Linked DNA regions of Homo sapiens: region 2 is linked to region 1. The links are chromatin loops, found by intact Hi-C in ENCODE. Cell type or tissue: PC-9. All regions are shown on one strand. Links, peaks and the distances in the headings refer to the core of each region. The heading gives the core; the rest is flanking DNA. Region 1 has its middle 19 kb from the start of SMURF1. Region 2 has its middle 17 kb from the start of KPNA7.

Region 1 (5,373 bases), core at 171-5,170:
TGTTTTTTTTTTTTTTTTTTTTTTTTTGAGACAGTGTCTCGCTCTGTTGCCCAGGTTGGAGTGCAGTGGTACGATCCTGGCTCACTGCAAGCTCCGCCTCCCAGGTTCACGTCATTCTCCTGCCTCAGCCTCCTGAGTAGCTGGGACTACAGGTGCCCGCCACCATGCTAGGCTAATTTTTTTTGTATTTTTAGTAGAGACGGGGTTTCACCGTGTTAGCCAGGATGGTCTCAATCTCCTGACCTCGTGATCCGCCCGCCTCGGCCTCCCAAAGTGCTGGGATTACAGGCGTGAGCCACGCACCCGGCCTCTCCTCTGTCTTTTGTATTTCTTATAAATTGGTAGTTGCATCTAGGGGTTTAATTGCAGCTTCCTATTGTTTTATATTCAACTTCATGGATTCTTTCCTGTCTCCTCCATTCTGCTGTTAAGCCCATCCAGTAAATTTTATTTATTTTAGGGACAGGGTCTCGCTATGTTGCCCAGGTGGGTTTTGAACTCCTAGGCTCAAGCAATCCTCCTGCCTTGGCCTCCCAAAGTGCTGGGATTCAGGTTTGAGTCACTGCACCCAGCCATCATCCAGTAAATTTTAAATTCCAGTTATAGTATTTGTCAGTTCTAACACTTACATTTGATTCTCTTCTATTTCTTTGCTGAGACTTCAGTGGCCCTAGGTTATCATTTAAATGATGTCTTTTCAAATGAGAACAAATGATCCACTCCAGGGTGGAGTGGATGAGTAGGGAAGCCAGCCTCCAAGATGGTTCCCAATGACCTCTGTCTTCTGGTCTTCACACCTCTGCATAGCTCCTCCCACATCCTACAAGGTTATCGTATAGCAGAGTGATTGTATGCCACCTTTTTTTTTTGAGACAGAGTCTTTCTCTGTCACCCAGACTGGAGTGCAGTCACATGATGTCAGCTCACTGCAACCTCCCAGGTTCAAGCTATCCTCCTGCCTCAGCCTCCCGAGTAGCTGGGACTACAGGCATGTGCCACCACACCTGGCTTATTTTCGTATATTTTAGTAAAGACAGGGTTTCACCATGTTTACCAGGTTGGTCTCGAGCTCCTAACCTCAAGTGACGTGCTCACCTCAGCCTCTCAAAGTTCTGGGATTACAGGCGTGAGCCACCATGCCTTCTAAGATTAGGTTATAAAGGACCATGGCTTCTGTCTTGGGGATTCTGTCTCCCATGTACACAAACTCTCTCTCTCTCTCTCTCTCTCTCTCTCTCTCTCTCTCTCTCTCTCTGATCACTTGCTCTGGGAGAAGCAAACTTCCCTGTTATTGGAGATTCAGGAAGCCCAAGGGAAAGCCTGTGTAGCGTAGAACTGAAATATCCAGCCATCAGCCACTGAAGAACTGAAACCCTCTAACTACCACATACTACCATTGTAAGTAGGTCCTCTCCCAGTTGAGTCTTCAAATGAGACCACAATTCTGGCTGACAGCTTAAGTCCAACCTCATAAAAGACCTTGAGAGCCAGAACCATCTAAATTGTCCCCCAGATTCTTGCCTTACAGAAACTCTGTATAATAATTTTTTTAAGCTGTTAAGTTTCTGGGAAATTTGTTATATAGCAAGTAACTAATTCATGAGGCTTTGAATTAGTTATTAGTGATTCCCTGTCTGCCACTTACTGAAAGATGAAGGGCAAGTTGGCTAACCTTATGAGCTCCAGTTTACTTGGAAATTGAGGATAACCATTTTTGCATCGCCTTGTTTGACACTTGAACCCCTTCTTTTACAGATGAAAAAAACTGAAGCCCAAAGGAATTGACAGAAAAGAATCCACAAATGAGGCACTTAACAGTGAAATTACATGACATGTCCAGGCTTAGGCTATTTAGAAAAAGAGTAGAACTGACCCCAGGGCTCATGGCTCCAAGTTATTCTTTTATGCCTTAAAGCAAACTGTGCTGCCTTATAATGCATGCCATTATCATTAACACAGTCCATGTTTCAGGAAAAAACAGCAGATAAGTTACGCAGTGTGCATGGCTAACCAAGATTGCAATTTTTTTTTTTTTTTTTTTTTTTTTGAGATTGAGTTTTGCTCTTGTTGCCCAGGCTGGAGTGCAGTGGTGCAATCTCAGCTCACTACAACCTCCACCTCCTGGGTTCAAGTGATTCTCCAACCTTGCCTCCCGAGTAACTGGGATTACAGGCATGTGCCACCATACCCAGCTAATTTTGTATTTTTAGCAGAGACAGGGTCTCACTATGTTGGCCAGGCTGGTCTTGAACTCCTGACCTCAGGTGATCTACCTGCCTTGGCCTCCCAAAGTGCTGGGATTACAGGCATGAGCCACCATGCCCAGCTGAGAATTGCATTCTTTGAGGTACATTACAATTTCTGGGCAAATGCAAAAGGTCAAAGTTGTTCCAGTTCAGTGTTCACACCGTAAACCAACCTATAGCCATTCACACCTTCCTTCCTCTTTGTTGCCTCACCAGTCGTCCCAACTCCCCGAGTCTAAGCAGGTGGGCACCCAGCCAGAAGGTGACTAACACCATCTCTTTGCACCCAGACCATATACCAAAGGCAAATTGCTCCTTTTTTTAAACCTTGCTAGGCAAGTCAGTATTAGTATCTTCAAACTACAAAGGCTGCTTTGTCATGCAAAGAGAAGGAAAAAAAGAGGTTGACAGTATTTTGAGCCAACAAGGTTAGATCACTCGGACAACAGTGACTAAGCTCAACAGGGCTTCCAGCTCTTTTAATTAAAAAAATTTTTTCTCAAAGACCTATCTTTGTAAACCATCTCACCTTTCCACCTCCCTTCAACTACAATCTACGAATAGGGGGAAAAATGCTTTAAGATGTTGAAAAAGAATCTGTATTCCAATCAGATTCTTTGAAAAAAAGTATATGTAAGGCTGGACACGGTAGCTCACGCCTGTAATCCCAACACTTTGGGAGGCTGACACAGGCAGATCAACTGAGGTCGGGAGTTCAAGACCAGCCTGATCAACATGGAGAAACCCTAGCTCTACTAAAAATACAAAAATTAGCTGGATGTGGTGGCACACTCCTATAATCCCAGCTACTCGGGAAGCTGAGGCAGGAGGATCACTTGAACCTGGGAGGCGGAGGTTGCAGTGAGCCGAGACTGCGTGACTGCACTCCAGCCTGGGCAGCAAGAGCAAAACTCTGCCTCAGAAAAAAAAAAGTGTATGTAAATTCAACCTAGAAAAGAAATGCAAACAAAAATTATTGTATTGAAGTCATAGGACCATTTTTTCAATATGTTTTTTCAATTACAAATATATTAAATTTGTAATATATTTATATATAATATACATATTTTATATATGCACTATAAATATGAGTGTGTGTATATATATATATATATATATATATTTTTTTTTTTTTTTTTTTTTTTGAGACAGGGTCTCACTTTGTTGCCCAGGCTGGAGTGCAGTGGTGCAATTGTAGCTCACTGTAACCTTGAACTCCTGGGTTCAAGTGGCCCTTCTACCTCAGCCTCCTGAGTAGCTGGGGCTACAGATCCTCACTACCATGCCCAGCTAATTTTTTATTTTTATAGAGATGGAGTCATGCTGTGTTGCCCAGGCTGGTCTTGAACTCATGGCCTCAAGTGATTCTCCCACCTCAGCCTCCCAAAGTGCTGGGATTATAGGTATAAGCCACCACGCCTGGCCTAGTGTGTATTTTATATATAACAAATATTACCTATTTAACATTATTTAATGTAAAAATTCAAATGTTATATACTGTCTCTATTTTGACAGAATGGGACTTAATCTTTTGGATTTAAATAATGTCTCGAGTTACGGTATCATTTTCTACTCCTCATGGGCATCACTTAAGATCCCTCAGTCTCAAGCAACAGGAACCTACTCTGGCTACTTAAAAAGAATTTCTCGAAAATGCAAATCAAAACCACAATGAGATACCATCTCACACCAGTTAGAATGGTGATCATTAAAAAGTCAGGAAACAATAGGTGCTAGAGAGGATGTGGAGAAATAGGAACACTTTTACACTGTTGGTGGTACTGTAAACTAGTTCAACCATTGTGGAAGTCAGTGTGGTGATTCCTCAGGGATCTAGAACTGGAAATACCATTTGACCCAGCCATCCCATTACTGGGTATATACCCAAAGGATTATAAATCATGCTGCTATAAAGACACATGCACATGTATGTTTATTGCGGCACTATTCACAATAGCAAAGACTTGGAACCAACCCAAATGTCCAACAATGATAGACTGGATTAAGAAAATGTGGCACATATACACCATGGAATACTATGCAGCCATAAAAAATGAAGAGTTCATGTCCTTTGTAGGGACATGGATGAAACTAGAAACCATCATTCTCAGCAAACTATGGCAAGGACAAAAAACCAAACACCTCATGTTCTCACTCATAGGTGGGAATTGAACAATGAGAACACATGGACACAGGAAGGGGAACATCACACTCCGGGGACTGTTGTGGGGTAGGGGTAGGGGGAGGGATAGCATTAGGAGGTATACCTAATGTAAATGACGAGTTAATGGGTGCAGCACACCATGGCACATGTATACATATGTAACTAACCTGCACATTGTGCACATGTACCCTAAAACTTAAAGAATTTAAAAAAAAAAAAAATTTCTCGAAAGAGTATGGGAGAGCACCTAAGACCAAAAAGGAGGCCTGGAGAGGCAGGATGCAGGTAGCCACTGGAAACATCCACAGCAGGGCTTGCCACTGGAGTCATCAAAGACACATGAGCTATTTCTTCTGTCCCCAGCCCCTGGGTTTAAGATTCAAAGTCTCAGACCGGGTGTGGTGGCTCACGCCTGTAATCCCAGCACTTTGGGAGGCCGAGGCAGGAGGATCACCTGAGGTCAGAAGTTTTGAGACCAGCCTGGTCAACATGGCAAAACCCCGTCTGCTAAAAATACAAAAAGTAGCCGGGTATGGCAGTACCCGCCTGTAGTCCCAGCTACTAGGGAGGCCGAGCATGGTGGCATGTGCCTGTAATCCCAGCTACTCAGGAGGCTGAGGCAGGAGGATCACTTGAGCCTAGGAGGCAGAGGTTGCAGTGAGCCGAGATCATGCCACTGCACTCCAGCCTGGGCGACAGAACACGACTTTGTCTCAAAAAATAAAAATAAAATAAAATCTGCAGCTCTGATCATTGGGATCACTTGTTGGAATGGCCGGGTTCCTGTGCAGTCACCTAGCAGATGTCTACCAATGACAGGCCCTACTCACAGCCACTGCACTCCAGCTTGGGCGACAGAGCGAGGCCTTGCCTTTTTAAAAAAAAAAAAAAAGGCTCAGAGAAAGAGTATGCTTGGCCAAAGATCTGCCACCTAGGGCATCCTGAGCTGAGGAGGAAAGAGGG
Region 2 (5,373 bases), core at 221-5,220, 62 kb after region 1:
TCATCCCGTCACCCTCTTGGGAGGGCACAGATCTCCTTCCTCCTCCAAGGCCTCAACAAACAACAGCTGGGAATGCGGCTTCCAAAGCTGGCTGGAAAGGACTCCCCTCACCCCTCACTACCCCAAGGCGAGGGCCCAAAGGGAGCCTCTTGACATTGATTGGGATTTATTTCCTCCTTTTCATCAAGAATAATTTCAAGCCTAGGCAACATAGTGAGACCCCGTCTGTACAAAAAAAAATTTTTTTTTAATTAGCCAGGCATGGTGGTGCACACCTGCAGTCCCAGCTACTCAGGAGGCTGAAACGGGAGGATCGCTTGAGCCTGGGAGGTAAAGGCTACAGTGAGTTGTGACCATGCCACTGCACTCCAGCCTGGGAGACAAAGGGAGACCTTGTCTCAAAAATAATACTAATTATGATTTCAGATTAAAAACAGTCATTCTCATTCACTAAAAAAAAAACTTCAGGCAACACTTATAAATGTAAAGAAGGTTTAAAAAAATCACCTGGGCCGGGCGCGGTGGCTCATGCCTGTAATCCCAGCACTTTGGGAGGCCGAGGCGGGTGGATCACGAGGTCAGGAAATTGAGACCATCCTGGCTAACACGGTGAAACTCCGTCTCTACTAAAAATACAAAAAATTAGCCGGGCGAGGTGGCGGGTGCCTGTAGTCCCAGCTACTCGGGAGGCTGAGGCAGGAGAATGGCGTGAACCCGGGAGGCGGAGCTTGCAGTGAGCCGAGATAGCGCCACCGCACTCCAGCCTGGGGGACAGAGTGAGACTCCGTCTCAAAAAAAAAAAAAAAAATCACCTGAAATCCCACCACCCAGATAAACTCACCGTGATCTGATCTGATCTTATCTTGGTGATCAGAGAAGCACCTATTTTGCAAAAAAGGGGTTAAGCTGTTCTAGAACCTTAAAAATATATATACATTTACATCCTCAGTTTTTTAAATATTCCATTGTATGGGCTGGGCATGGTGGCTCACACCTGTAATCCTAGCACTTTGGGAGGCCAAGGCAGGGGGATCACTTGAGCCCAGGGGTTTGAGACCACGTCACTACAAAAAAAAAAAATTAGCTGGGTATGGTGGCACGTGCCTGTAGTCCCAGCTACTTGGGAGGCTGAGGTGGCAGGATGGCTTGAGCCCAGGAGGTTGAGGCTGCAGTGAGCTTTGATCGTACCACTGCACTCCAGCCTGGGTGACAGAGTAAGACCCTGTCTCAAAAAAAAAGAAGAGAGAGAGAGAAGAAAAGAAAGAGGAGAGGGAGAGGGAGGGAAAGAGGAAGGAAGGGAGGGAGGGAGGGAGGGAGGAAGGAAGGAAGGAAGGAAGGAAGGAAGGAAGGAAGGAAGGAAGGAAGGAAGGAAGGGCGGGCACGGTGGCTCACGCCTGTAATCCCAGCACTTTGGGAGGCCAAGGCAGGCAGATCACGAGGTCAGATGGAGACCAGCCTGGCTAACATAGTGACACCCCGTTTCTACTAAAAATACAAAAAAATTAGCCAGGCATGGTGGCAGGCGCCTGTAGTCCCAGCTACTTGGGAGGCTGAAACAGGAGAATGTCACGAACCCGGCAGGAGGAGCTCGCAGTGAGCCAAGATCGCACCACTGCTCTCCAGCCTGGATGACAGAGCGAGACCCCATCTCAAAAAAAAAAAAAAAAAGAAAGAAAGAGAAAGAGGGAGGAAGGGGAAAAAAAGGAAGGAAGGAAAGCAAGCAAGAAAGCAAGCAGGAAAGAAAGGAGGAAGGAAGGAAGGGAGGGAGGGAGCGAGGGAGGGAGGGGAGGGAGGGAGCGGGGGAGGGAGGAAGGATGGAAATGTGGAGGCAAAGTGACTACTTACCCACAGCCATGCAGCTCATGGGGCATTTTGTGATGCTCACCTACCGTCACAGAACTCGACAAGAAACCAAGAAAAGAATGAAAGAGGAAAAGGGAGGGGAGAGATTGGAACTTAGGGGCCTATTTCCTAAATCTGGCTGTCTGGGGGGCAGGGACCAAGCCCTCTGCATGTGTCAAGTCCGGGGGTTTCTGGATGTGCATGCCAAGAACGTCTCCATCTCCACCACTCCCCAAATGGAGCACGGTGCTTGGGAGTCATCGTTCCCATCCCAGAGATCTGGCTATCATTCATTCAATAAATATGTCTTCATCATCTAATAGGTGCTAGGCACTTCACATATATGAACTCATTTAATTCTTCTAACAACGGGATTTAGGGCCAGGCGCAGCGACTCATGCCTGTAATCCAAGCGCCTTGGGAGGCCGAGGCAGGCAGATCACGAGGTCAGGAGTTCGACACCAGCCTGGCTAACACTGTGAAACCCTGTCTCTACTAAAAACACAAAAAATTAGCCAGCCATGGTGGCATGTGCCTGGTGTTCCAGCTACTCAGGAGGCTGAGGCAGGAGAATCGCTTGAACCCAGGAGGAGGAGGTTGCAGTGAGCCGAGATTGCGCCATTGCACTCCAACCTGGGTGACAAGAGTGAAACTGCATCTCAAAAAAAAAAAAAAAGAGAGAAACGGAGCCATGTCTCAGATGCTGACTCATTGTGTTATCTTTGGGCAAACTGCTTCACCCCTCCGAGCCCATTTGCTCACCTGCTGAAAAGAGACCATTACTCATCTGCCCCACCCGCCTGCCCAGGCTATTGGAAGGATCAAAATTAGATTTTGGACTCCGGGGACGTCTGTTTTTATTGTTGTGCCAATGCCAACCCATGACTCTGGGGAATTTTTTTCAGCCAGAGGATTTAAGCCCGCTTGATTTCTATAGAAAAACCCATTAAACTTTCTCCAGATACCATGAGCCAATGATTCCATCCAATGCGCTTCTTGCTGCATTTTTAAAGGCAGGGCACTCTGTGTGCCCACTCACTCTTGGGCAGTGCTAGCCACCTGAAAATTAACCTGAGGCCTTCCCCAAAGCAAACTCCCTCTTCCTTCTTTCTTTCTTTCTCTTTCTTTCTTTTCTTTCTTTCTTCTTTCTTTCTTTTCTTTCTTTCTCTTTTTCCTTCCTTCCTTCCTTCCTCTTTCTTTCCTTTCTTTCTCCTTCCTTCCCTCCTTCCTTCCTTCCTTCCCTCTCGCTCTTTTTCTTTCTTTCTTTCATCTGTTTATTTTGTTTTGAGATGGAGTCTGGCTCTGCCACCCAGGCTGGAGTGCAGTGCTGGCATCTCAGCTCACTGCAAGATCCACCTCCTGGGTTCAAGCGATTCTCCTGCCTCAGCCTCCTGAGTAGCTGGGATTACAGCACCCGCCACCACACCCGGCTAATTTTTGTATTTGTAGTAGAGATGGGGTTTCACCATGTTGGCCAGGCTGGTCTTGAGCTCCTGACTTCAGGTGATCCACCCGCCTTGGCCTTCCAAAGTGCTGGGATTACAGGCATGAGCCACAGCGCCTGGACTATTTTATTGTAGAGACAGAGTCTCACTCTGTCACCCAGGCTGGAAGTGCAGTAGTGTGAAGACGGCTCACTGTAGCCTCAAGCTCCCCTGCCTCAGCCTCCCGAGTAGCTGGGATTACAGGTGCCCGCCACCACGCCCAGCTTATTATTTTTTTATTTTTGTAGAGACAGAGTCTTGTTATATTGCCCAGGCTGGAGAAGCAACATTATCTGAGATGGAACTTTCTGGAATATTAACCATTAAACCTCCCCACCCTCATGAGAAGCTCAAACCACAAGAGACCAAGGGGCAGCTCTTGCTGCACGGGGCCAGGAGCTGATGGCTTCCTTTGCTCCAGATCCACCTGCCATCCTTTTCCACCCCATCCTGGGTCCAGGAGGCTGACCCCCCAGGTACCTGCCTGGGTTCCTACTTTCTGGCTCTGGTTGGGTTTGGCCACAGGAGATGCTGAGAGGAGATGGGTGCGCAGGAGGGGAGAGGTGAATGCACCCCCGGCCCTGCTGGGTCTGGTCGGGCGGCAGTTGCACTGTCCCCCTGGAGTTGCTCCGTGCCCCTGGGGGCCAACGCTTCTCCCACAGCCACATCCAGGGTGCAGGGGCTTCCCCTATGGCCTGAGCAGGCGGTGCTTTACTGTACCTATTGTCTTTCTTGAACTCTGCCCCACCTCAGTAAATTGTCTCTTCATTAAACCCTATGCAGTGAGGCCAGGCACCACGGCTCACGCCTGTAATCCCAGCACTTTGGGAGGCCAAGGCGGGCGGATTGCTTAAGCCCAGGAGTTCGAGACCAGCCTGGGCAACATAGCAAGATTGACCTCCATCTCTAAAGAAATAAAAATAAAAATAATCAGCCTGGGCCAGGCGCAGTGGTTCACGCTCGTAATCCCAGCACTTTGGGAGGCCGAGGCAAGTGGATGTGGATCATGAGGTCAGGAGTTCAACACCAGCCTGGCCAACACAGTGAAACCCCGTCTCTACTAAAAATACAAAAATTAGCTGGGTGTGGTGGCAGGCGATTGTCATCTCAGCTACTCAGGAGGCTGAGGCAGGAGAATCGCTTGAACCCAGGAGGCGGAGTTTGCAATGAGCTGAGATCACGCCGCTGCACTCCAGCCTGGGTGACAGAGCAAGACAAGACTCCGTCTCAAAAATAAAAAAATAATCAGCCTGGCATGGTGGTGCCTGCCTGTAGTCCCAGCTACTTGTGGGGCTGTGTGAGGCGGGAGGATCACTTGAGCTCAAGCGATTGAGGCTGCATTGAGCTATGATGGCACCACTACATTCCAGCCTGGGTGACAGAGCAAGACCCTGTCTCTCATAAACAGACAAATAAACAAACGCTCTGCAGTGGCCCCACTGGAGTGTGCTCTTTCCTGCTGGGACCTGGACTAGGACAGAAAGATAACCTCCTGCCAGAGAACAGACCTTCCCAAAATCACTGTGGGGCAGGGGGCCCGTTTCTTCTCACCAGCCTCTGCCCCCATCAGCCAGAGCGTGCTGATCACATGGGAATAAGCAAGAAGCACCTCGGGACCCAGGCTTGGGAGGGTGGCCCATAGATGGGATCCAGGCCCTGGCTGCCAGGTGACGGCTCCCACCAGCAGCCTCTCCCCAATCTCTGGACACTGCCCTGAAAGTGCCCAGGAGGGGATGGGATGGGGATCATCGTACGATTGCAAACAATTGAGCTTAAAGACTTATACAACACATAATCCTAATATCAGGTGGAGAAAAATGTAAATTTCACCTCAATTTTAACCTCGCCAGCTTTGCCCAGAGGAGCTCCACTTTTTCTCTTTACAAACCAGAACTCTGCACAAGAATCTGCCCGTTAAAAGCTTTGCTGCTAAAGATATTAAAAACAGACCTGGCCAGGCATGGAGGTTCACACCTGTAATCCCACCACTTTGGGAGGCTGAGACAGGAGGATCTCTTGAGGCCAGGAGTTCAAGATCAGTGTGGGC

What was found. A loop is a pair of places that touch in the nucleus more often than their neighbours do. Peaks named below come from ENCODE experiments on the same cell type or tissue, not always from the same donor. Only the 100,000 strongest peaks of a DNase experiment are listed, where the experiment ranks them.
Region 2: it touches region 1 in a loop (11-fold over the local background); 8 of 110 quality-filtered maps call a loop at or near these places.

What each region holds. Positions count from the first base shown.
Region 1 is chr7:99,160,016-99,165,388 of GRCh38, forward strand. It overlaps a transcript of KPNA7 not described here. Among named protein-coding and RNA genes, the nearest start is that of SMURF1, 19 kb to the left of the region's middle. In PC-9, for the core only: no CTCF peak of the experiment used is centred there; a DNase peak (open chromatin) is centred at 2,486; H3K27ac peaks cover 2,775 bases.
Region 2 is chr7:99,222,030-99,227,402 of GRCh38, forward strand. No RefSeq gene overlaps it. Among named protein-coding and RNA genes, the nearest start is that of KPNA7, 17 kb to the left of the region's middle. In PC-9, for the core only: no CTCF peak of the experiment used is centred there; a DNase peak (open chromatin) is centred at 2,632; H3K4me3 peaks cover 439 bases; H3K27ac peaks cover 3,294 bases.